2 separate regions of the Homo sapiens genome follow, and region 1 is linked to region 2. Evidence: chromatin loops called from intact Hi-C (ENCODE). Cell type or tissue: GM12878. All regions are shown on one strand. Each heading gives the region's core, and the rest is flanking DNA. Links, peaks and the distances in the headings are about the cores only.

What was found. Hi-C counts contacts between places; a loop is a spot of excess contacts. Peaks named below come from ENCODE experiments on the same cell type or tissue, not always from the same donor. Only the 100,000 strongest peaks of a DNase experiment are listed, where the experiment ranks them.
Region 1: it touches region 2 in a loop (2.4-fold over the local background); 1 of 110 quality-filtered maps calls a loop at or near these places.

The regions. Positions count from the first base shown.
Region 1 is chr6:115,889,929-115,902,548 of GRCh38, reverse strand. It overlaps LOC124901385 (a long non-coding RNA gene), which reads left to right. Exons shown (of 2, transcript XR_007059720.1): 2 at 330-754. Among named protein-coding and RNA genes, the nearest start is that of FRK, 160 kb to the left of the region's middle. In GM12878, for the core only: a CTCF peak has its summit at 5,806 (motif pointing right); no DNase peak of the experiment used is centred there; H3K27ac peaks cover 868 bases.
Region 2 is chr6:115,052,363-115,064,982 of GRCh38, reverse strand. LOC105377960 (a long non-coding RNA gene) reads right to left here. Exons shown (of 3, transcript XR_942905.1): 3 at 11,503-11,540. Among named protein-coding and RNA genes, the nearest start is that of LNCPOIR, 510 kb to the right of the region's middle. In GM12878, for the core only: no CTCF peak of the experiment used is centred there; a DNase peak (open chromatin) is centred at 5,915.

The sequences.
Region 1 (12,620 bases), core at 2,209-10,208, 840 kb before region 2:
TAACAGGAATGCATCATAAAAATAATTTAATGTACTAACTAGCTTTGGAAAATAGCTGATTATTTGATTTTCTATATTGTGATTTATTAAAGAAACAAGCAAACAAGACAATTCTCCTTTCCAGAGGGAAGTAAAATGGATACAGTTACCACATTGAGTATCTGTTATACTTAAAAAAATCAAACCTGAAAGAATATTAATGGTCATGATTACATACAGTTGGACATAAATCTTAGGTATTGAGGGCTTCTTGAATGCTAAAATATGTGGTATGACATCCCTCTTTTGGAGGAAGCTGGGCACTAAGAAATGTGCTATGTTTTTGGCAGGAAGTCACTGGCTCCATCACTGAGTGGTTCTTTGGTCCCAGCTGCAGGTTGATTGATGGCATCACATCGAAGAACACTCTGGGGGGAGCTGTTTATCCCCATCTTCCATCTGGAGCTGCTGGGATAGAGTTCACTGTGATGATGGCTACTGAATGAGCTGCACTGGCAGGACCTCTGTGACAAGGAAGGATTGCGGCTAGGGAGCCAGGCCCGAATCAAAGGATGTCAAGGAAATGAATGGAGCTAAGCAGGAAACAGCCAACTCTTCTCAAACATGATGGGGCAGCAATTCAAAAAGAAAGATGGTGCACAGCTTTTAAAACTACAAAATGGGAGAATATTATGTTCCTTTGTTCTTTCACTTACAGAGGTTACTTTATAGATATGTGTTTCAGATCAAATAAACATGCTGCTAACAACTGAAATATAATGACTCTGTTGACTGCTATGTACCGTTTAAAATATGTTTAATCACATTAGATTATAAGCCTCTTTTAGGGAAGGTATCCAATATTTATCTGGGCACATCAATAACCAGTACAAGAGAAGCATTCTTGATCCACAGGTCCTCTAGGAATCTGCAGTTACTATGTGTTTAGAAAATGGCAGAACAGAAAAGTCGCGCACACACGTGCAGACACACACACACACACACACACACACACACACACACACACACTCCCTTTTAATGGGGGACAGTATAGAAAAGTCCATAAACATAACACAGAAAAGCACCTGCAAAGAATGGACAAATGTAAGCATGCATCCCACCAACCACAGACATAGCTGGAATAAGTGCCAAGTACTGCAGGGGTAGGAGGCTTCATGAGAAGTGAGGGCATGTCTGGGATCACAGCCAGTGACAGAGTGTCTAGAAAACCTCTGTGGAAGAGAGTTGTAGGCAGATCTTGAAGGGAGACATGTAATTTTCTGGGATTTTTTGTTTGTTTGTTTGTTTTTTGTTTTTACTCTGCTGCTTATGGTGATGAATTACCACTTTGGCAGTGTAGTTTTGTGCAATGTTATTGTAAAGCTTTTATTATTTATAATAAAATCCATTTCAAAAACTACACTAATAGTTATACAGCATGAGATGCAAAATATCCCAGAGATAAAAATGGAAGAGTTCTCTAAGAAGGGTGACTATTCAGGCTAGTTTCTGAGTTGGGTTAGAACTGGGGCCATTCTGGCTGGTGGGTTAAAATTTGTGAGCATTATTTGTAATTTGACAGAAAGGATAACTGCAGTGATGAGATAAAAGGATCATTGAGGAAGGTGAAGTTAGCTGTTTTATTGCTTCAGGAGGTTTGACGGAGGGAAAAGTGAAATAGAGAGAACACACATGAGGCATCTGCACACCTTGTTTCTAACATAAGCAAGGAAAAGACCAACCTGAGAGAATATATTTATTAGTCAACATAATTCTGTCATGAACGTCTTGTTCATTTTGCTGTATGGAGTTCACAGATTGATTCTGTGACTCTCACTTTTCTGGTTATGGGTAGGTATTATTACTACACTACCCTGTTTTTACACACAGTTAATATAATGTTTTTATTTTTGGCAATAAAATCTATTTATTAAACTACGCTGACTAGATTAAAAAGGTGCTTTTTGGAATCAGAATTGCATTGTGTATTCTTTTGCTTTATAGACAATATTTATTTAAGGTCTGAGCTGACAGACACTGAGATTCTTATTAACTGAGGCAAACACCAAAGGCTTGGAATGATTAACACTTGGAATCAGGAGAAAGCACTAACTAGGCACCTAATTTGTGCCCACTGCTTTATATTTGCTTTTTCTTTAATGTCCCCACAACAATAGGGATTAAAATGATATAAGGATATAGGGACTAAAATAGATTAAACAACTTGCTCAAAGTTATGTAGTTAATGAAAGAATGAACAGGGATTTGAACTCAGCTCTAAGCGGGATCCCACTGTCTTAGTTCATTTAGCATTGCTATACAGAAATATCTGAGGCTGAGTAATTTATAAAGACAAGTGGTTTATGTGGCTCACAGTTCTGCAGGCTATACATGAAGCATGGTGCTGACATCTGTTCAGCTTCTGGTGAGGACCTCAGGCGGCTTCTGCTCATGGGGGAAAGCAAAGTGTGTGTGAAGATCACACGGCAAAAGAGGAAGCGAGAGAGAAGTGAGGTGCCAGGCTTTTTTTTCACCAACTAGCTCTTGCAGCAACTAATAGAGTGAAAGTCACTCTTGTGCCACACCCAGGGAGGACATTAATCTATTAATGAAGGATCTGCCTCCATGACCCAAACACCACCCACTAGGCCCCACCTCCAACATTAGGGATCCAATTTCAGCATGAGATTTTGAAGGGACACACACCCAAACAGTATCACCCATCCTTTTTTCATTACTCAGTTTTGCTTAGATTTTCATGGAGCTGATTATCTAGATGTCAAGTTGCTCAATTTTTTGACGTCCTATCAGCTTTGTGTTAGCAACCCATCCCAGGGAAAATAAAAAAAACGTGAAGCATAAAATTTATCAATCTTTTTACTTAGTATAGCTCTTATAAAAAGTTTTGCTGAAGAAGAAATTGAATCAAATGCCAAAAATTAGAAGCCTCATTAATAACTATGATTTTAATTTTTAAAATTCTCCCTCTGATGTAGAGCATTGGGACTCAAAAGCAGGTGTCATTGTGTAAAACCTGTGCATCAAAAGTCAACATATTAAGGGAATGGCATTTTAAAAATTCTGTCTTATGCTATTGTAAACTGTGATTGGCACAGTTTTATAAACCACATATATTAATTTATTAAATATTCTAAAGTATTTAGTTCACATTACAATGTTTTTTTAAAAAGAAATTTTCTTTATTAAATGAGCTGCTGTCCCAGTTAACAATTAACTTCTGGAAAATATTTTAAAATATCATTTTAAGTCGAGAAGACCACTGCCATTAATGGATAAGTTTAATTTGGGGTCTATGTAGTCTTTTGGGGGTCAGGTATTTTGGGCTGAATTTCACACCTCAAAATACATGTTCATGTTCTCAGCCTTGGCACCTGCTCATGCCTTTATTTGGAAATAGGGTTTTTACACATGTAATCAAATTAAGATGAGGCCACACTGGATTAGGGTGGGCCTTAATCTAATGACTGATGTTCTTATCAGGAAAGGGAAATTTGGACAAAGACACACTTAGAGGAGAATGCCATATGAAGATGATGACAGAAATTAGATGATGGGTCTCCAGGCCAAGGGATGTCAAGAATTGCCAGCAACCACCAGAAGCTATAAGAGAAGCATGGAACAGATTCTCCCTGAAAGCTTCAAGTAGAACCCAATCCTGTTGACATCATGATTTAAGACTTCTAGCCCTAGAAGTGTGAGAGAATACATTTCTGTTATTTCATGCCACCCAGCATGTGGTACTTTGTTCTGGCAGCCCTAGGAAACAAATACCAATACAAAAAATAATCAACCACAGAAAGTACATCTTTCTCTTCTAGTGGGAATTTCTTTTCTTCCAGGTTACACGTTTTCCCTGTGGATACTGATAGACTCCTAAAAGACAACAACTGAACAATATATGTATATTCCTTAAAAAAATTTTTTTGAAGGCAAACATTTTCAAGTATAAAGTCACATCAAATTTCATGGTTCTGAGTCTAACTGGAATACATTTTTATTTAGTAATGGCAAAGAAAGATTTCTGGTTCAAGATCAAAGGATTTGAACAATTCCTATAGATTCTTGGGCTTCCAATGACATCTTCACAATAATATGCAGCAGATGTGCTGCTGTTATGAACCAATGTGTCATCATCCTATCTCCGAGAAAAAAAAAAAACAAAAAAAACACAGGACTGTGTTTGGGAAAGGGGGGATGGGCAAGGACTAGCAAGGAGACACACTCATTTTGAAAAGTTTCTGGGTGCCTGCACTAAACTAGCTTCACTCTCATTTTGTCACTAATAACTGGGAGAAAAACCCTTTCACTTTAATATTTGTTAAAGAAAAAACTACTAGATAAAACTCAAGATACCTATTAAAAAGGAGAAACTCATCAAACATTAAAAAAAATACCAATTGGGTACTATACACTTGGTGCTTTTGCATAAGTAAGTGATCTTGTAAATCCTTTAGTACACTCTGAGGTAAAACAATCACGGATTATTTCCCCTATATTTTTCAGCCAAGGAAACAGCATCAAGGATGATTTTTTTTTACTCCATCAACGCCACACAACTTGTCATTTGCAGAGTTATGATCCAAACCTCTAAATCAAGTCTTCTGACTCAAGAGGAATAACCAGTTGCCTCTCATGCTAAACTGCACTGCACTAACAGTGGGCAGAACTTCTGCCCACTAATCTGGAATATGAAATATATTATGAAACACATCCAGGTTAAAATAAAACTCAGTAAAAGGGATGCAAAAATTGTTTCCTTCTTGGGAACGAGAAAATTGATATTGAAGAGTCAAATCCGGTTTTGGTAATTCAGACATCTATTTGTATTAAGTTGACCAATTTACAAAAAAATAGTTTTGAAATCCTGAACCTATATTCACTAAGAAAAGTAGAAATGACGACAGACATTTAAAATGAACAGACATGCAGTGGGTTTTGATATTAATCTGCAGTTTTTACTTGGGAAGGGGCTGCCGATAATGCTTCATTCATGCTGATAGCTTTGTAGCTGGTCCTGTGGGATCCTGCACAGTGTGCCCCAGAGAAATCTCGTTCTGAGAGTGTGGTCTGCGCTGCTCCAGAACGCTTTGCTAAATATCTGCGTTAAGTTTTTCAATGGCCCAAACTATAGACAATTAAGTTCTGGGTCTTAACCCATTGACTCCCACAATGATGGCATAATATTGGACTTGCTCATGGATCATGTCGCAAATTGTGTAGGAACATGTTCACAAATGGCCTTCAATCCGCTATCTGAGATAGAACTATTTATAGACCCTTATTTCTTTTTAGCTTGTTGGTGTATTCTCTAATCTACCGACCAAAGAAAACTCATCTGGAATTTTTGCTGTAGCAAAGATGTATTGACAAAGGAAAGATATCTTCCTTTTATTCTTTCTCTTTCTTATGCAGCCTTTTTGATTTAGCGGTGTTTATAACAAACTTTTCCTTGCTTTTACTTTAAATGTGTCTCTGCAGGAGGGATACTTCTGGTCATGGCAGTCAAGTTGTATTGTCAAAACCATCTCTGGGGACTCTGAGTGGGTCGTTACAGCTGAGGAGGAGTCTTCTTTTGCCATTCTGAGGTCAGTTTGCTTTTGTATATTTTTTATGATTCTAAGTTCATCTTAGATACTCAATTTCTGCTTTTTAATTCAGTCTTCATTGAGAACATATTAACCATTAAGTTATGTTTTTCTTATGAAATGTGCAAATTCTCAAAATGCCATATATTATAATTGAGGATAAAGTGGAAACTAAGAGCAATTTTTTCCTCCTCAAAATTACAGCATGGAGACTACCCACTAGAGGGTGTCATTGAGCTATTATGGTATGAAATGACCTGCTCCCACAGAGGGTTTGTTTCCTGGCAATTTTGCATCTTGAGTGGATAATGTGGATTGTCTAGTGGGTAAGGGAGAAAGCAGTGATGCTTCACAGATTCCTAAGGTTCTATGTGTCCAAATGGATAAAAAGAAAGAAAGAATATGTATGTATATAAATTTGATAAACACAACATAAATCGTTGCTCACAAACAGGCACACATAAGTACACCTTAAAACAAAACTCCACAATGACCTAAAGATTACTGCCTTTAGCAGAAATATTATTTTTTTCCAGCATTCAATAAAGTGAAGACCTATAGTGCTGCTTTTGGTCACACAGATTAGTGTGTTTTTTTAACCGGAAGATTCATGGGACAAAACATTTCCCTTAGCTTTACTGGGTTTTACTTGCCATTACCCCTGAATATGAGATTGGGCTAAACATTCCAATCTAGATGAACCACAGTGTAAAATCAGATCAACACCCACAGGACTCCAAGATACCTACAAGCATTACCATTTGCTCTTTAAATGTTCACATTTAAGATGCTGGTTTGTTATTCTTTTGATCTTTGGGGGTTGTTAACTTTATAATATTTCAGCGTGTCAATACAATTTTGTAGTTGCTAGCCTGAGCCCTTTTAAATATTTTAGCATGCATCTTTTCATTAGGTTTTCAAATAAAATCAAATCAGTGGTGTCCTTCTTAATGTTGAAAGACTGTCATTAAAAAATAATCCAAGTTCTTTTACCTTTGTTTATAAAGGTTATTTTCAAATTCTTTATCAATTAAATTTTCTAATGTTCCATTTCCGTATTGTCCATTTCTTGGCTTGAGCTGTCATAGCAAATTAATTAATGGCACAGTCTTTCTGATTGGTTATTGTACATTTTATTTAAGAAACTCAGAAGTATTTAATTGGCCTGGAATGTGGCCATTTGAATCAAGCTGTTCAGGTGCATGCCTTTGCTTGTTCCTACTTTCACCATGAAGAGACATCTATTAAATACCAAGTTTGACCTTAGAGAAAATAGTGAAATTGATGTCCCTCAATTATCCCTTCAGTTAGTTTCAAGTGTTTAGAATTTTCCTATCTTCCCTGGCTTTCAAGGAACTCTCTTTTATAATTCCTTTCTCTTAAATCCTCTTAACTATTACCACTCACAGGTTAGTAATAGTTTTAATTAACTTCTTATTGAAGATTACTTAAAATAATGTTCTCTCTTGTCTATGGCTTTAGTTACCATATATATTCTGATTAGTCTTATATATACCAATTCAATATACCAGTTCAGTGATTCTCAAATATTTTTTTCTTAGTAACTCTTTACACTTCTAAAAACTATTGAGAACACATCAAGAGTTTTTAATTATGTGGTCATATCTATTGATACTTATTGCATTAAATATAGAAAGGTTCTAGAACATTTACTAATTAATTTAAAAGATCCACTACTTATCCATTAAAGTAATAGATCCATTACTTACCAATGTAAAAGTACTAATATTACCTACTAACATAAGTAATATGTTTTTAATGAAAAATAACTATGTTCCCAAACTAAAAAAATTAGTGACAAAAATGACACTGTTTTGCATTTTTGCAACTCTCTTATGCCTGGCTTTATAGAAGACAGGTAGATTCTCATCTGCCTCTGCATTCAATCTGTTGTGATATTCTGTTTTGGTTGAAGTATATAAAGACAATTTGGCCTCACACAGATATATAGTTGGTAAGAGAGGTGTATTAGTCTTTTCATGTGACTATGAATATTCTTCTTTGATACTATACCAAATATCAATGAGGTAGTTTCAAAAAAAGCAATTGCAAGGTAGAATCCAAAACTGTAGTAAATAACTTCTCATACTTTATTGCATTAAAATCCACTGGTCTACCTTGCACTTTGAATGGATCTTTTACCCAGGCATGATATTACAACATCGCGTATTTGTTATTTGGAAAAATATTGATTTCTTGGGTTACACATTTTCCAAATGTTGATAGTTTTTATTATACAACATCAAAACAAACCAACCAATCACATTTGAAACATCATCGCCTATCTTCTCAGGAAAGCCTTAAAGTGTTTGAAAGCTGCCAGGCTCCCAGTAGTAGATGCTACTGCCTATACGTGTGCTAAGGCACCAGTAGTATTATCCACCATTGTTTTCACATCGTCAGTGCAAATACCAACAGAACAAAAAAAGGCAAATATGTTCACGTCTTAGTGATGTTATTTAAATAGTTTTGACCTCATGAGTTTCTCAAAAGGGTATCAGGGAATACTCCCGGTCTGTGCACCACACTTTAAAAAGTCCTGTACTAATTAAAAACCTTTCTTGAACCCTAGATCAATATATTCAGTGGTCTACTAGGTGTGCTATAGGCACTGTCAACTCAAGAATCTTGACTGGATAATAGTCACATTTCTTTCCTTCCTCCAAGCTGCTTCTCTTTCGTATTTCATCTCAGACACCTTCATTTTCTAAGCCACTCAAGTCAGAAACCTGTGAGTCACTCCTGAGTTTTATTTACCCTTGACCTCTTTTGACTAATTACTAAGTTCAATCTCTTAAATATACTTCTTCCTGCCCAGCTTTGTCAAGATTGAGTTCAAGTTCAGTATCTCCGACAACTGCCTGTAACTAGTCTTCCCCATCACTCCCTTGCCCAAATCTCCCTCTTTTATTCACAATGCACATGCCTTCTAGATTTAGTTTATAAAGAACAATTCTAGATAATGCAAAAGTAGAATTAGAGCCTCTATGACATACAGCCCTGGCCTCATTTCCTTCCTCTGTCACTTCTCCAGCTGAGTGACCTTGGCAAGTCGCTCAGGCTGTCTGTGCTAGAGTATCTTCATTGTAAAATAATTTTTAATTAAAAAATATTTACTGCATTTGGCTGTAAATATAGACGGATCACGCAGCCTGGCATTTAGCAAGTTCTTAATATATGTTTATCATTGTTTTTGGTCAATTATCTCCCTGCAAACCCTCACCATTTTATTATAAGCATTAGCTGATGTGTTAGAATTATTGTCTTTAACTTATTCTTCATTTTATTCTCAGGGCATATCAGAATATCTGAAACATAGTTAATACTTAATGAAACATAGTTGAATACAGAAAAGATATGGATTATCTATAAATGCAGACTTTCTTAGTTTTATTACTGTTCACATTTCTAAGTCATGTGTCTTAATTCTTGAAGATTCTACTAATTATCAGGCAAAAATATACCATAATAGTTTAACATATATTGCCCTAAAAGAATTAGTTTGTGAACATGTTGCCCTCAGTTGGCAACATATCTAAGACCATTAGAAAAAAACACGTTTCTTCTGATGTCCTAAAAGAGCAGCAGTTTTAACTTACCTGTGGGTAAAATTGATGAACAGTGAGGAAATTCCCCAAAATTCCTAAAAGTATTCACAGTATTCTGTGAATGTCACCTATGCATTTTTTTGGTGGTGGGGTTATGGAGAGGATCTATGTCTTTTATCAGATTCTCAAAAGAGGTCTGTGACCCAGACAAGCAACAACCACCGTTATAGAAGATGTCAGGGAATATAGGACCAGGTTCCAGATTGCCTAGGGAACATAGTACTATAATACCAGATTGTCAGGTTCCATGACAGATTCAGTCAGATGTATTTTCCAGTGGGGAAGATTTTTAGAACATGCCAAATCACACAATAAAGGCAATTGTCCCAGACTTAGGATTGAACTTTCAAAATAAATTATCTGAAGTCCATGACCTTAAACCCAAGTACCTGACCCCTGCACAAGAGCCAATAAATAACATCATTAACTCACAGTGCCGACTATATTCATGTTTCTTCCATGTCCCTTTGGGCTTGTCGCCCGCTCTGCTGTGGCTTACACAGAGCCTGTGATGATCACAGCCCTGGGTTTAGTTTCTTTGGTGTAAATCTCCTGAATTTTTCTTTCATTTTTTACATGTTCTCAATGTGGTGTCTTTTATTTTTTATTTTTAGAATAGAAATCCAAATAGCTCTAAAAACAGAACATCGTGGCTTCTCTTTTTTAAAAAGCCCGAGCAGAGAAAAAAGCCATTCTTTGACCTTATGACATCTTTTGAAAACATGTTTGTTACTAGAATTTTTTATCATGCTCCCTTTGAACTTTAAATTGACTATATGGAGATTTTAACTAAAACTCAGTAAAATATTGGAAGATTCACTTGGATGAAGTATAGTGTCTAAATATAAGATCATAGCCAGACAGTACAGGAATAGGTAAAGGAACAGGTAAAGAAAGGAAGTGAGGGGAATGCCAGAACTATCCAGAATAGAAGTTTTAACTGGCTTTTTTTGATCTGAAATTCCGCATGTTATTTTTGTAAGTACGAGACAATGTTAGGGTCTGGGATTCAGTCCCCTCTTTATAGGCCACCATACATCCCCAACTGTCCAGGAAAATCTCATTTTACACCCATTGCCCAAGAATCTTACTAGTTCCTCTTTCACTCTCAGAAGTATCTCAGTTTGGGCAACAAATTATATGGACCTGCTCTTTGCCACTAACAATGTTATACGTGAGTCCATTAATGCCTCTGGAATTAGGTAAATATACAGTACTGATTAAAATCAAAGAAGCAAAGTGAGCTATTCAGATGGCCAGGCATTATGCTCTTTTTATAGAAGGATAAACTCATAGCCTATGGGAAAAGGCCACATATTGTGTTGCTGGAAAGATTCAATATTATATCTGCAACATGAAGCATGCCTGTGTAGAATAATCTGACCTCATCATTCAGTGTATTCTTGGTGGACAGCCCGTAGCTCAGTGGTCTGTGCAAAGGATAATGATCAAGATCTTATCAGTAGAAAATGGAGAAATGCCTCAAAGGATACTACGGTCATTTTTTCACCCTGTGATTTTTTTTTATTACTCCATGTGTGCAAGTTTGCCTAATTAACCCACAAGGGCTGAACCTGTGATAAGTGAGTGGGACCACAGATGACACCTGATGCTTGGGGCCATCTGATTGATAAGAAATGTGTTTTAATCTGAATTCCTGACTGATCATTTTTTCCATTTTTAGCTTTCACAATAAAAAGTAGAACTCTCTTTTTAAATTTATCAAAATGGAAGTACAGCCAAACACTTTAAAGATAATATGTCTTTGAATAATGCTGTGAAAGAAGTTAATGAAAACAGCAGTCTTTGTCTAGTTTGATACCTTCTCTCCAACCCTTACTGGTCCTTAATGAATTCTGGTCCTCTCCCTCTTCTCCATTTATGGTTTCAAAGAGACACATGTTGGGCTTTTCTCTCTCTCAATTGCTTACTTATTAAAATCTTCTGGTGTATGTGTGACCTATATTTGTGAATGTCCTTAGATCATGTCTCACTGTGATGACACTCATCCTTCAGCCACATGAGTCAGGCATATGGGTGAGTAAGAAGGTTGTGGTTACTGCTTTGCTGGAAACACTTTCTTAGACTCACTTTATTTTTTTGCCATGAAACTAGAAACAAAATTGATACTTCATTTCAAAGAAACTCTACCTACCTCTCAGAATTTTCACTGCAAGTTTTCTTTCTTTCTTCCTTTTTTGAAGAGAGAAATATCTTCCCACTCTTTGTTTTCTTTTTTTAACTTCACTGTCACTGGAGTTCACATACATTGAAATTTAAGTTCTTTGCAATAATCTTAGTCACTGACTGTTTTCAGAAACAAACTACTTTTTGACACAGAGCTTCTGGTTATAGGAACAAGATTTTTAAAATAAATAACTTTAAAAATTGCTTGACTTAAATGTGTTTTAAGCAGATTTCATACTGTTTTCATGATAGATACTTTGTTTTCTTGAGTTATTCTGTCCATACTTCACAGTCTATGAATAGCTAGAATATATTTCTTTCCTTTCTTCTGCTTTTGTTCCACTTATTCATCTTAGTCCGTAATGGCTATAAAACCTGTGATTTAGCATTTTTCACGTATCCAAAAGTGTTTCAGGAATAGAAGGAGTAGAAGAAAAGAATAAATAAACGTGGGAAATATGGAGTGATACTAATTAACATGTGTTGCTTTAATGAAGGGCTGGCTAATGCACACTGAGAAACTCTAAGAAGTGGGGATTATTGCACAGTATTCCCTAGTATATTTGCTCGTGGGAATAGTATCCACTGGACATTTCTTTGGCTTTAAATATTTCATGGGAGCAGTGGCCCATGGAAGAGATTTAAGGAAGTGCTATTCTTGTCCTATTGAATGAAGACAGGTGTGGTTGCACATGTATGAATACCTCTGCAAGTATCAACATGCGGCAATGTGTGTCCATGAATGTGTATGTCTATCTGCGATTAAGGCCTGGCTGCGGGAGGCACTATTCTATCAACACTCTATCTGTATGTATGGATTGATGCCTGCATGGGGGATGTGCTGTGTCCGGAATTCGTGGGTCGGTCTCACTGACTTCAAGAATGAAGCCGCAGACCCTCGCGGTGAGTGTTACAGTTCTTAAAGGCGGCGTGTCCAGTCCAGAGTTTGTTCCTTCTGATGCTCCAATGTGTTTGGAGTTTCTTCCTTCTGGTGGGTTCGTGGTCTCGCTGGCTCAGGAGTGAAGCTGCAGAGCTTCACGGTGAGTGTTACAGCTGTTAAGGCAGCGCGTCTGGAGTTGTTTGTTCCTCCCGGTGGGTTCGTGGTCTCGCTGGTTTCAGGAGTGAAGCTGCAGACCTTCCCAGTGCGTGTTACAGCTCATAAAGGCAGTGTGGACCCAAAGAGTGAGCAGCAGCAAGATTTATTGCAAAGAGCGAAAGA
Region 2 (12,620 bases), core at 2,891-10,890:
CATTTTCTTACATAGTTTCAGGACCCTGTTTACACCTACACAGCTTACAATGGATGATATTGTTTCTCTGTTCAGTGTGAAGTAATTACGTTGCAGTTTCATTCCTATGAGATATTTCCAGATGCCATCAAGATAAGAGAACTAAAGTCACATCACCACAGGCAGCAGACAAAGGCAAACAGTTAATCAAACCATGACTGTGATTAGCCAGAGAAAAAGTGACAGTTTTTAGCAGTTCTGCAGCACCTGCATTTCTTCAGAATCTAGCTTTGGAGCAAGTATGGTTGGCTCAGCAAATTCCAATATCACAATTAGGAAATAAAGCATTTCATAGAAGAAGATTAAAAGAAGCACAAAATGCAGACTGCAAGAAAAACAGTGTTTAAAAAATTATATAAACTTATAATTTTTTATATAAAATGGGGGAATGTCTGTAATAAGCTCAGGAAATTATCTTTAAACTGGGAGAACGACAAGAATTTGAAAGCCACGGTAAGGCTGATAATCTTGCAAAATGAACTGCCAGATAGGAAAAGAAGAGATGTGGGGATTCCTATAAGGCATCTGAAGAATGTTAATGTGGATTAAAATTGTATTAACATAAAGAAATAACCACTCAGGCCTGAAAAATGAATATTGCCCTTTCACTGTTTCTAATAATTAAGTCATCTAGCAGCAGGCAGTTGCTTGTTTGCATTACACACATCCGACACTGTAATGCTTCTTATCTTTATGTCCTAAAATGTGAAAACTAGAATGTACAGGTGTTCATTGCAAGTTCTGCATAGAGGATTTTGGAGGTCACTATAGAACTCTTAAGAAATTGAAATGTTCAAGGCTGTGATGAAGAATTGAACCGTAATATATTATCTTTGTGCATATTCAAACAGAGCAATCTAGGAGACCAACAAATTCATAAAAATGTAAATCAAAGTCTATGATGTAGGATTCTCTACTATAAGAGCACCTACATTTTAAGAAACTTTATTCATTTATAAATGAACATTCTGAATTTTAATATATACTCAAGTTTTAGACACTGAGTTGGCTTGACAAAGGAATTCAGCTACTCCACAACCCTGATCTGCCAGCCATAGGCATTTAACAGAGTTTCAGGCCCTTAAAGGGTTTCAAAGTAGCGTAAACATTTAGCACAAAATAGCACCTATGCTGCCATCAATATCTTAGGGGTGCACAGAGCCGCTGATCTTAGGCCTAGAGTTTCACAAGTCTAGCAATAATTTTCATAGAAATAAGGACTCGAACAGTCTAGTCCCTACCTAGACTCTAGGTAACTCCTGAGAATTGAGGTTCAACAGTTGATTCTAGAGTCATGAAGACAGGAGTGCCTCCCAAAAAACTGAAGTTCAGCTCATCCACCAGAGTATCTTGGGTTTCTCCAATCATACTTGCTTGGAAGTTTATTATAATCAACAAATATTTGTGGGAAAAAATGTTGTGAACAACGCATATGTTTGACACTGTAAAAGATTCCAAGAATTGCATATATTGGCATGATTATTTTCAAATATTTCTTACAATTACAACTTTTCATCATTAAGAAAATACTAAAGAAAGGAAAATGTTATTTCATGTTAGTTATTACAGTGAGCAATGGTTCTAACATATATTTTATATTCAGGTTAACTTTTTAACTCATTTAAATATTTAATTAAATACCTAATTGCACAGAATATTGTATCAAATTTTGTACAAGTTGAATTTAATGACCATCCTCTATGAATTGGTCATCTCAAAATACTCTGCAGCAGATCACATTATTAAGTTCTCAGGGGGCCGGGCGCGGTGGCTCATGCCTGTAATCCCAGCACTTTTGAGAGGAGGAGGCGGGCGGATCACGAGGTCAGGAGATTGAGACCATCCAGGCTAACATGGTGAAACACCGTCTCTACTAAAAATACAAAAAAATTAGCCGGGCGTGGTGGCGGGCGCCTGTAGTCCCCGCTACTCAGGAAGCTGAGGCAGGAGAATGGTGTGAACCCGGGGGGCGGAGCTTGCAGTGAGCCGAGATCACACCACTGCACTTCAACCTGGGTGATAGAGACTCCGTCTCAAAAAAAAAAAAGTTCCCAGGGACACTGTCTATATTCTCACTTTTCATATATGTGTGGAAAATATATATGTAAATAAAATTACACTTTCTTTACCATTTATCCATTGACAGACACAGGTTGGTTTCATATCTTGGCTATTATGAAAAATGCTTTAATGAATATGGGAATGCATATATCTCTTAGAGATACTGAATTCATTTCCTTTGGATATATACCCAGCAGAGAAATTGAGGGATCCTTTGGTAGTTCAATTTTTAATTTTTTGAGGAAGTTTCAAACTTCTGTAATGGCTGTACCAATTTATATTCCCACCAACAGTGTACAAGGGGTCCCCACCCTCACCAACACTTACCTCATAAGGCACTATTATGAACAATTATGTGCCAACAAATTGCAAAACCTAAAAGGAATGGACATATTCCTAGAAACATACAATCTACCAAGACTGAATTAACAAAAATAAAAGCCGGAACAGACCAATAATGAATAAGGAGTAATAAAAAAACCTTCCAGCAAAGAATAGCTCAGGACCAGAAGCCTTCACAGCTGAACTCCATTCAAGGAGGAGCTAATACCATTCCTTCTTAAACTCTTCCAGGAAAAAGTAGATGAAATACTTCCAAACTAATTTTATGAGGCCAGCATTACTCTTATACCAAAGCTAGACAAGGACACTATAGGAAAGGAAAACTAAAGGTCAAAATCTCCCATGAACATAGATGCAAAAATTTTCAATAAAATACCAGCAGACTGAATTCAGCAACATTTTACAACAGTTCTTTTTTCTTCATGATCTCACCCACACTTGCTATTGCCTGTCTTTTTGATAATAGCCTTCCTAACATGTCAGATTGAGCAGGGTTGGGCAGCCAGTCAATATTACTCTGAGTTCTCAAGAAATTGAATTTTAAAACATAAATCAAAAAAGTAGACTGACATCTATTTCTGGAGAATATTATAATTTGCAAAACTCATAAAATGAAACATCTTTTCTATGACTATTGCCTTAAGTCAGAGTGATAGTTTTTTCCTTAAATTTTCACGATGTCCTAAATTTAAAATTATATTTCCACATGTAGCTTGAGGTTACCGTATTGGACAACACAGATTGGAATGAATTACTTCCTAGATTCATTTACTTTGGAGATAAGATTTTCACAATGGTTTGGAATATTTTTTACAGTTCAATTTATGTAGTTGCTCTTCATAGCTATCCAAATCCCTTAATTGCATATCATTCAGGATAAATTTTCTCCAGTTGGTGAGAACATTCTTAATCCCTGCTAGTGAATCAGTGACACCAGAACATTATGGTATAAAATTAGTAAATGTGTAGAAAAAACTAAGATACTTCTAGACCTCACAGAAGTATCCACTTAGTGGCTTAGCACAAGAGTATGGACCTAAAGATCCTGATTAGTTTCTAAGTGCCACCATTATGTAATGTACAAATTATTTTCCTCCTGGGCCTTAGCTTTTCCATCTTTAAATGCCAAATTTCTGCCATAAAATGATTTTCTAAAAATATGAGAATAAAGGTATGAGAAAAGTGTGATAAATACTTTGAGTCATGGCTTAATAATAATAATTATAATAAGAAGAATTATCAGCAATATTTACCAAACTGCTCATATTTGAATAGAAAATATTATTTCTAGTACAAAAAATAAGGTTAGGCAATCAAGTGTTGTGCATATATAGGCACGTTGTAATGTCACCCGATATTAGAGATTAGTTGATTACAACTTCCTTATTGATGCATTTCTTTGCTCTGAGGTTTTGTGTTTTAACCAAAAATCATTTAACCATAGTATGTAAAATGAGAATATAAAATAAAGGAAACATTTATACTGAAGGTTTTTTTTCTTGGAATTATTTCTAGCCAAAAATGTATACCTCATATGAAAAACCTTTAGTTGCCAGAGTAATATTCATTGGAATTTAATCATTTACTTGAAGACAAAGGGGAATAAAACTTTTCCAGTAAAAAATAGTTTAAATTATTTTAATCAGAAACTAAATACCTTAAAACAGTGACTCTTTAAAATGTAAAAAATTAGACATGATTTAGTTTTAAGTCAGTCAACTCTACCATGGGAATAGCTTTATTGTGGAAAATTTAACTCAGAAAGACTGGAAAGTATAAAACACTTGTTTGAGAATAATTTTGTACTTTAGGACACATTTTTGGCTGTCACTACTTGCAGAAGAGGCATTACTGGAATTTAGTGAATAAAGACTAGGGAGACTGCTAAACATCCTGCAAAGCATAGCTTAGCTCAGCTCCTCACAACAAATAACTATGTGGCCCAAAATGTCAATAATACAACTGTTAAGAATCCCTGCATGAAATAAAATTGGTGTATTCTTTCATCTCCTTTTTTCACACCTGTCTATTTCTTGCTCTCGCTAGACTCTCAAGGTCTCTCTCTCTCTCTCTGTTTTTTTTCTCATTCTTTCTTTCTCCAGTGAAACCTCTTTAATGAAGGCTCATTCATATTGTTGATGGCAAAGGACAGCTCCTTGTAATTAGAAATGAGACACGAAATCCTCAGAAATAAGAAATTCAATCAAGAAAGAGTATAGTACAAGTTGCATCAGCAATATAAAAAAATAATTTGAATCAGCAATACTACTTTTAAAGATAATTTAAATTGCCATAGTGATGAATTGAAGCATACTAAGATAAAATATTTCATGAACTTTAAGAAAGTTAGTCTTAGAGGCTGTAAACAGGAATGCCAACAAGTGTCAGTGAGCAGAGGGGACTGTACATTTGTCTAACACTTTTAAGTGTTTCTTCATTTTTTTCAATTAACCTTTGTGAGAAAACTACTGGATTTCAATTGCTCACATTCCTTTGTCTTCTGTCATTTGTAACCAAAAGTATGAAAACTATAATTTCCTTTTTATTTATGATTTCATAAGATTATTCTCCTGACTTTAACATGTTATTTTTCATTTTGCAATGTGGTAAATGAATGAAATTCATCCAACATTTTGAAAGAAATTACACAAAGTATGATAATTTTGGCCATCACATTTTATAAATTTATTTTACTCATTTAAATTCTGTTCATTATCTTTTCCTTTGGACTTAATTGTTCTCTATAGAAAATTTCTCTTAAATTTGACTTCTCATTCATTTACTGCATTAATTAATTGAAGACAAGGGTATAAGAAAATGAGAAAGTCGCATTATTGAATTAATTGAATGAGGAAGTTGAGATATGAAATAATGAAAGGAAAGTGAAACGTATTTCCACAATCAATTGATCATTTTATAAAATTCCCTCCTAAAATTGTCTCATTCTTCTTATTAATTACTTTATTTACTTCTGCCACATATCCTTCCATTGTTTCTTGTCTGATCCAAACACAGGAGGTTGAATTTCTCTGTTCTCTACTTCTGCAGTATTCTCACAGGTGCAGGCAGAGCCATATCTACTGTCTTATTTCCTGAGCCTTATGACCTTTCACATAGGTTTGAGTAGAGGTCAGATTTCCACATTAGTAAAAGATGGGATTTGCAAGGAATTGATTGGCATTCAGAACTCACAGACTGAGCAGGGCATCCCAAAGTCAAACACCTACAAGGGCCAAGACAATTTTCCAGGAAGGGCAGGTGTAAGTATTCAGGTAAGTGGAAAGGACTGGAAAATGAACAGGTTAAGGCCCATGTGAAAAGAAACCAGCTGCTACTTAAAGCACAGTGTTAAATTAAATTTAGTCTAAAGCTGCCTCCTTACATATTTTGAGCTAATTCTAAAGGTTTCTCTATACATAGTGAACCGTAGCCTAAATGGTTGTGTAAACAGGCTGTTACTCTTGTAGCAATCACTGAGTTTCAGACAATCAAAGGTGGCCAACTGTTCAAAGCAAGTTCAAATAAGGCAAATGGCAAACTGTAACCAATCCAGCTGTTTCTGTTTCTCACTTCCATTTTTTGTATGTCACTTTCCTTTTCCTGTCCATAAATCTTCAACCACTCAGCACTGCCAGAGTCTCTCTGAATCTATTCTGGTTTGGGAGGCTACCTTATTCATGAATCGTTCTATGCTCAATTAAACTCTGTCAAATTTAATTTGTCTAAAGTTTTTCTTTTAACAGCAGTGTCACCAACTATTCTGTTCTTTCAAAAGAAGCCAGAAAACTTATTTTCATATAAAATTTCATTATTTTTAAATGTTTGCAAAATTTAAAATCTCTGTAGACCAAACAAAACTGGTCTTCATGCCAAATGAGTTTTGTAAACCTCCTGTTTCTAACTGTTGACCTAAGCAGACACATTTGTTTATGTTAGGCTGTGTAAACAGAGAAGCAGCTGTCAAAGTTCTGTTAAAATAGTATTAGTAGGTTCCTTCATTCTACCATAAAGACACATGCACATTTTTGTTCATCACAGCACTATGCACAATAGCAAAGTCATGAAATCAACACTAAGGCTCATCAACAATAGACTATGTAAAGAAAATGTGGTACATACATATCACGGAATACTACACAGCCATAAAAAAGAACAAGATCATGTCCTAAGCGAACTAATGCAGGAAGAGGAAACCAAATACCTGCGTTCTCACTTATGAGTGGGAGCTAAACATTGATACACATATTAGGTAGTATGCTTATTACCTGGGTGATAAAATAATCTGTAAACCAACCCTGTGGCATGCAATTCACCTAGTAACAAATAGTATGTGGTACATACATATCACGGAATACTACACAGCCATAAAAAAGAACAAGATCATGTCCTAAGCGAACTAATGCAGGAAGAGGAAACCAAATACCTGCGTTCTCACTTATGAGTGGGAGCTAAACATTGATACACATATTAGGTAGTATGCTTATTACCTGGGTGATAAAATAATCTGTAAACCAACCCTGTGGCATGCAAATTCACCTAGTAACATTTGAACCTAAAATAAAAGTTTAAAAAACAGTAGTAATAAAAATATAGTAGGTTCTTGGGAGAGAGAGCTTAAATGCTCCTACCGTCTCTACTTCTAAATATACTTTAATGTTAAGTGAAAACTTGTGGTTAAGAATTTTTAGGTTTTCACTGGAAAAGTTTTTCTCTTTCTAGATATCACATTCTTTTTTTTTCCTCTCTTAACTGTTCTTTCTGTCACATTTAGGAGACTTTGGAACCACCAAACTTGCTAATTTTGATTATATCTGTATTTAATTCATAGAAAACTTAATAAATGTTCATTTTTAAACAGTATTTCATATTTCAACATGTACATTAAATATGATGGAATTAGTATGATCTTAGGGTTTTCCAGAGAAATTGAACCAACTGGGTATGTGTAGGCGTAAGAGAATATTTATTATGGGAATTGGCTCATGAGATTATGGAGGCTGAGAAGTTCCATCAGATGCCATCTGTGAGCCGGAGAACCAGGAAAGCCAGTGGTGTAATTCAGTCCAAATCTGAGAACCTGAGAACCAGGGGAGCCAATAGTGTAAGTCTTGGTCCAAGGCTGAGGGCCCTGCAGGTTGTGGGTGTTTGGGGGACACACTGGTTTGAGTCCCGGACTCGAACCAGGAGCTTCAGTGTCCACAGGCAGGAGAAGATGCATGTTTCAGCTTCAGAAAAGAGATGAAAATTTGTCCTTTCTCCACCTTTTTGCTCTACTCAGGCCTTCAACAGATGAATAGATCTTCTTTACCCAATCTACTGATTCAAATGCCAATCTCTTCCTAAAACATCCTCACAAACATACCCAAAACTGTTTTACCACCTATCTAGAAATTCCTTAACCTACTCAGTTGACACACAAATTTAACCATTATAAGTATGTTTTAAATGAACACTTCTTATTTTTTAATTTTTCATTTGTACAAGTATATAGTAGGTATAAATGATTATGGAGTATTTGAGATATTTTGATACAGGCATGCAATGAATAATAATCACATCAGGAAAAATGGAGTATCCATCAACTCAAGCATTTACTCTTTTTTTGTGTTGCAAGTAATCCAATTATATTCTTTTAGCTATTTTAAAATGTACAGTAAATTACTGTTGACTGTAGTTACCCTGCTGTGCTATCAAATACTAGATCTTATTTATTCTAAGTATATTTTTGTAACCATTAACCATCTCCATTCTATTTTTTATATATACAATATATAATGGTATATATTTTTAGTGCATATTGCATTCTCTTTGCTCAATATTTCTGCTTTTCAGATTACTAAATTTTGTTTGCTTATTTGAAAGAACCATATTTTATTCAATTTTCTTCTTTAGGTTTATTTTGTTAGCATGCATTTCAATCCTGATGTACAAAATATTTGAGCTCTACAAAAGTTATCCAATTATTAAAACTTAATGAAGAGATGACATTTAAAAGGATATTATAATAACTATTTTACAAAACAAATAATGAATTTCTGTTTAATTCTTTGTATAAAGGATTCTGTAAATGTTACATTTGTTCAAAGCAAATATTCATCTCTCTGACATCTTTCTTTAGACTATAATTTTTAAAAGACACAGAAGTTGTCTTATATCACTGAATTATTCAGAATTTCTTGCCTATAGTGTACGTACTAATATCCAAAGTCATTCCAAAAGTATCTGATCATGTTCATTCACACACACACACACACACACACACACACACATTTTCCTACTCAATCTCAGGGCAGCATTGAAAATTTCCTGGAGCAAAGATCTATTTCTGTTTGCTTATTTTAGATAATTACTGTAGCTAAAAATTATTTTCAGGGGGCATCTATAGCTAAGCCGCATTAGCAGGGGGCAAAGTTGGTGGTTCTCTTTGAATATATTCTACTGTCAAGACTTAATTTCTTTTCTCAGGACTGACATTTAATATATGATTGACCTTTACCTCGAATTCTAAAATTGTCAATTTTCTTTGTGGTAGCCTCCAATAAGGAAATTAATCAAAAGTTTAGGAAAATAAATGAGTTATTTAACTTTTGTCACCCAGTTAGTACTAAAAGTGACATGAAAAAATTCTTTTTACTGCCAAAAATTACAGTATATGTGGTTTCTTTTTGTCTATTTTGGTATTCCTCTCACACTGCCCTAATTATCTTCAACTTCTTCAAAACACTGACTTTCATATTAGCCAGCTGAGTCACTCACATAAGCACTAATAGTATAGATTTAATTATCAGTTGAAAACTTTCTTTGGATAACCTACTCTGAAATCTCACTCTTTGACTGTGCCTCCTAATGTTTTATGTAAATTTCTACTGAGTCATATCTTTATCTCTACCAAAATGGAGATCTTTAGTTGTCCAAGTCCTACCATATTCCTCTCCATCTCCTAAATCTGGCATCACCTCTCTCTTTTTCAAGTCATTGTTTTACAACCAGTCATTCAATATAAACTTTACTATTATTTTGTCAATCTAATAGTCTTTTATAATTCCAGTTATGGAAATTTGTTTTATCTTATTATTATGGGCTTTCTGGAGGATGTCACAAAACAATGATGAATGAGCCTAGGTACTATTGACCTGTGCTTATCTTCAAACTCAGTTAAACTCTCATTTTTGCCTGACCATCCTGTTATTCATATTTTTTCATTGATTCTTTATCAATAGCTGTAACACTTTTGTAATATCAATTGGAAACAGTCCATTCATTCATTCCCATATCCTTTTTCTAAGCTCACTTAATATTTTCACTGTCTTAATCTTGTCCTCAACAAACCTGCAATCTTACTTAGATTAGCCCACCTTTTATTTCATTGCTTTTAATGATAGAAATGTCTTTCCTTTTACCAAAGGAAAAAGGCCAATATTTCATATCTTCTTTGAAGCCCCATCCCCTTGACTCTTCTCAGAACTTTGTTTCTTTAATTTTTCCTCTTTTTTTCTTCTCTTCTTTGGCAATCATATCAGTATACCAGAATTTTCTGGTGTGTTCAGCCACTGTATAAAAAAGAGGTAAAAGAAAACATAATACAGCAAAACATCCAATTTCTCACTATCTCTAACTATTTGCTTATATTCCTGAACTCTCCTAAAGCCAACTTGCTCAGAAGATTGGTCTGCACAGGCTATCTTCAATTGTTGTTTCCAGTTACACACTTTGATCCAACACAATCTTAACTATTTTCCTACTACTCCATTAAAAATGTTTCTGTTAAGGTTGCCAATATTTTTAATGATGTTTCTGTCCTCACCTTACTCAATTTCTTACCAAGTCAGCCACACTCATATTCTTAAAACTCTCTTCTCTCATGGCTTCCAAGACTCTAACATCCCCCACTTTTCCCCCTTACTTCACTGATTGTTGGGATTCACTCAGGATGGTGGCAGAAATATTAAAGGGAAACATTAGGGAAAGTTATAGGGAATAGTCACAAACCTTTTTTACATAGCTTGTAATAATTGAACAGGCTGAAGGCAGCTGGTCCCTACCTTAGAGCATTAGGTCATAGGGTAAATACTAGGGACAATAGAGGCTTCCCCAGTTAAGTCTGTTTACCCTACTTCCATTAACTAACCTTTGAGCCAGATGGCCCTCTTGAGTGGGAGGGGGGGCTGGGGGGCAGGTCGACCAGGGATGTTGCCGCCTAATGGTATTTACTCTAAACCACGGTACCTGAGCTTTATTCATTTGTAGAACTATTCTCTTAACCATGTTAATTATCCACAAGTGTGTTAACTCAGAGCATCCGTTGTTAATTGTATACTAAATAAATGCCTGGAGTGCAAACTGCTCAAGGCCAGCCACAGTGACAAACCTTTCTTGGTGGGCAGGCGGTTGGACACTCAGCAGGACTGGCAAAACAGAATATCTGTGTGTCAGTGTATGTTTTATTCATCCATCATTTGGGTCAGGGTCTGCGGGCAGACCCCCGCAGCTAATGCCTTCTTGTGAGGAGCAATACCTCAACTGATCCTCTTCAAGAGTCTCATTTGCTGTCTTCTTTACCTGCACTCTCCTTCTACAGATTGGAGCCATTTGTGGTTTAAACTTGGACCCTCTTCTCTATATAAACTGTTTCCATGAAGTTTTTTATCCCACTCAGAAATAGTAGTCAACTTATACATGTGGTTTTGAAACAAACACATTGCGTATTTGAGTAAACTAATATATGTCCTACAATCAACATGTCTTTTAAGTTTTTGGTCTTCACAATGCTTCAGTTTAAAAGACTCCAGGAAATAAAAACTGAAAATTTTAGTCACTAATTAAATAAATTGAATGGTTTCTTGGTCTCTTCATTGTAAGCATTCATAACAGAACTATGATTCAAAATGACAAGAAATAGAGTATGCATATATTCTTAAATAAGAACTCTACCCACCTGCCTAGTCTTCTATTTGAGTTCTTTATATATTTTTTTGTGGTCAGCAGAATGTACACATTCAGGACTTTTTGCAGTCTTCTTGAAAATGTCTACTTCAATAAAGTGTTTGAGTATTAAAAAACTAAATATTTCCTGCCAAGTAAAAGTGTAACAAACATTTCTGTAAGAGAAAGTTAAGGAAATGAAAGTCTACAAATTCTGATTTCTCTACAAGTCAAATGAAGCCATGAACCTTAAACATGACGTGCACTTTCTATTCTCTGTTTCTCACAAAAGAAAATTCTCATCCATCATTCCTTTGAATAAATAGCATTTCTTCCTAATTATGTCTTTTAGATATTTTTTGAATCCTGTTTGGTTGTGTTAAATTTTCGCACTTTTTCTTAGAACTTTCTAAATCTCTCTTTTGTATTTCTCATATCTTTAAATATCTGAGATCAATAATGGAAAATTCTTCAACTATATTATCTATTCACTCTCTTTTTACTTGTCTGTAAGTGTGTTTAACCCATTTATTTCATTTTTAATTTGAATGTTTATGTATAAATATATATAATTATATATAAATCAAATTTTATATGTATATATATACACACACACATATATACATATATATCTCCTTGGTTTGCTTTTTATAATCTTTTGTTGTTGACATATATTTTCAAGATTTTTGAAAATGTATTTTTAATATAGTTAATACAAAAATGTATTTTTTCAATATATTCCAACTTTGATGATTCAAATTTTTTGGAGCCTTTTTTAATCTAACAAGGCTAATTATTGTGTTAGCTAATGCTCACACATGGTGACTTGTTTTCTTTTATTGTGCAATATTTTAAAAAATCTGTGACCCACTAAGTTTTTTTTGGTACTTTAACTCTGAAAATTATTTGTGGCTTATTTATTATTTACTTGATTTCTTACATCTTAGAATATTTGCATTTGCTTTTGCCAATTCCCTGTGGGAAATATCAATCCAGGACAACTTAAAACAAAATTTTCAACTTTAGCTGTTTGTACCACTAAGGTACTTGAGTTCAATCATTAAAATTATTTGAGAACTTGTTTATGTAAATTGTGTAGGGAAATGTTTTTCTTATTTCTATTCTTGTTTAATATCAAAACAGGCAAGTTTCCTTCTTTATGAGCCATTCAGTTCTCAATTACGCTAACACTGAAGAACAGAAATGTTAGAGTGAATTACCTTACCAAAATATCATAATAATTAAGAGATAAATCC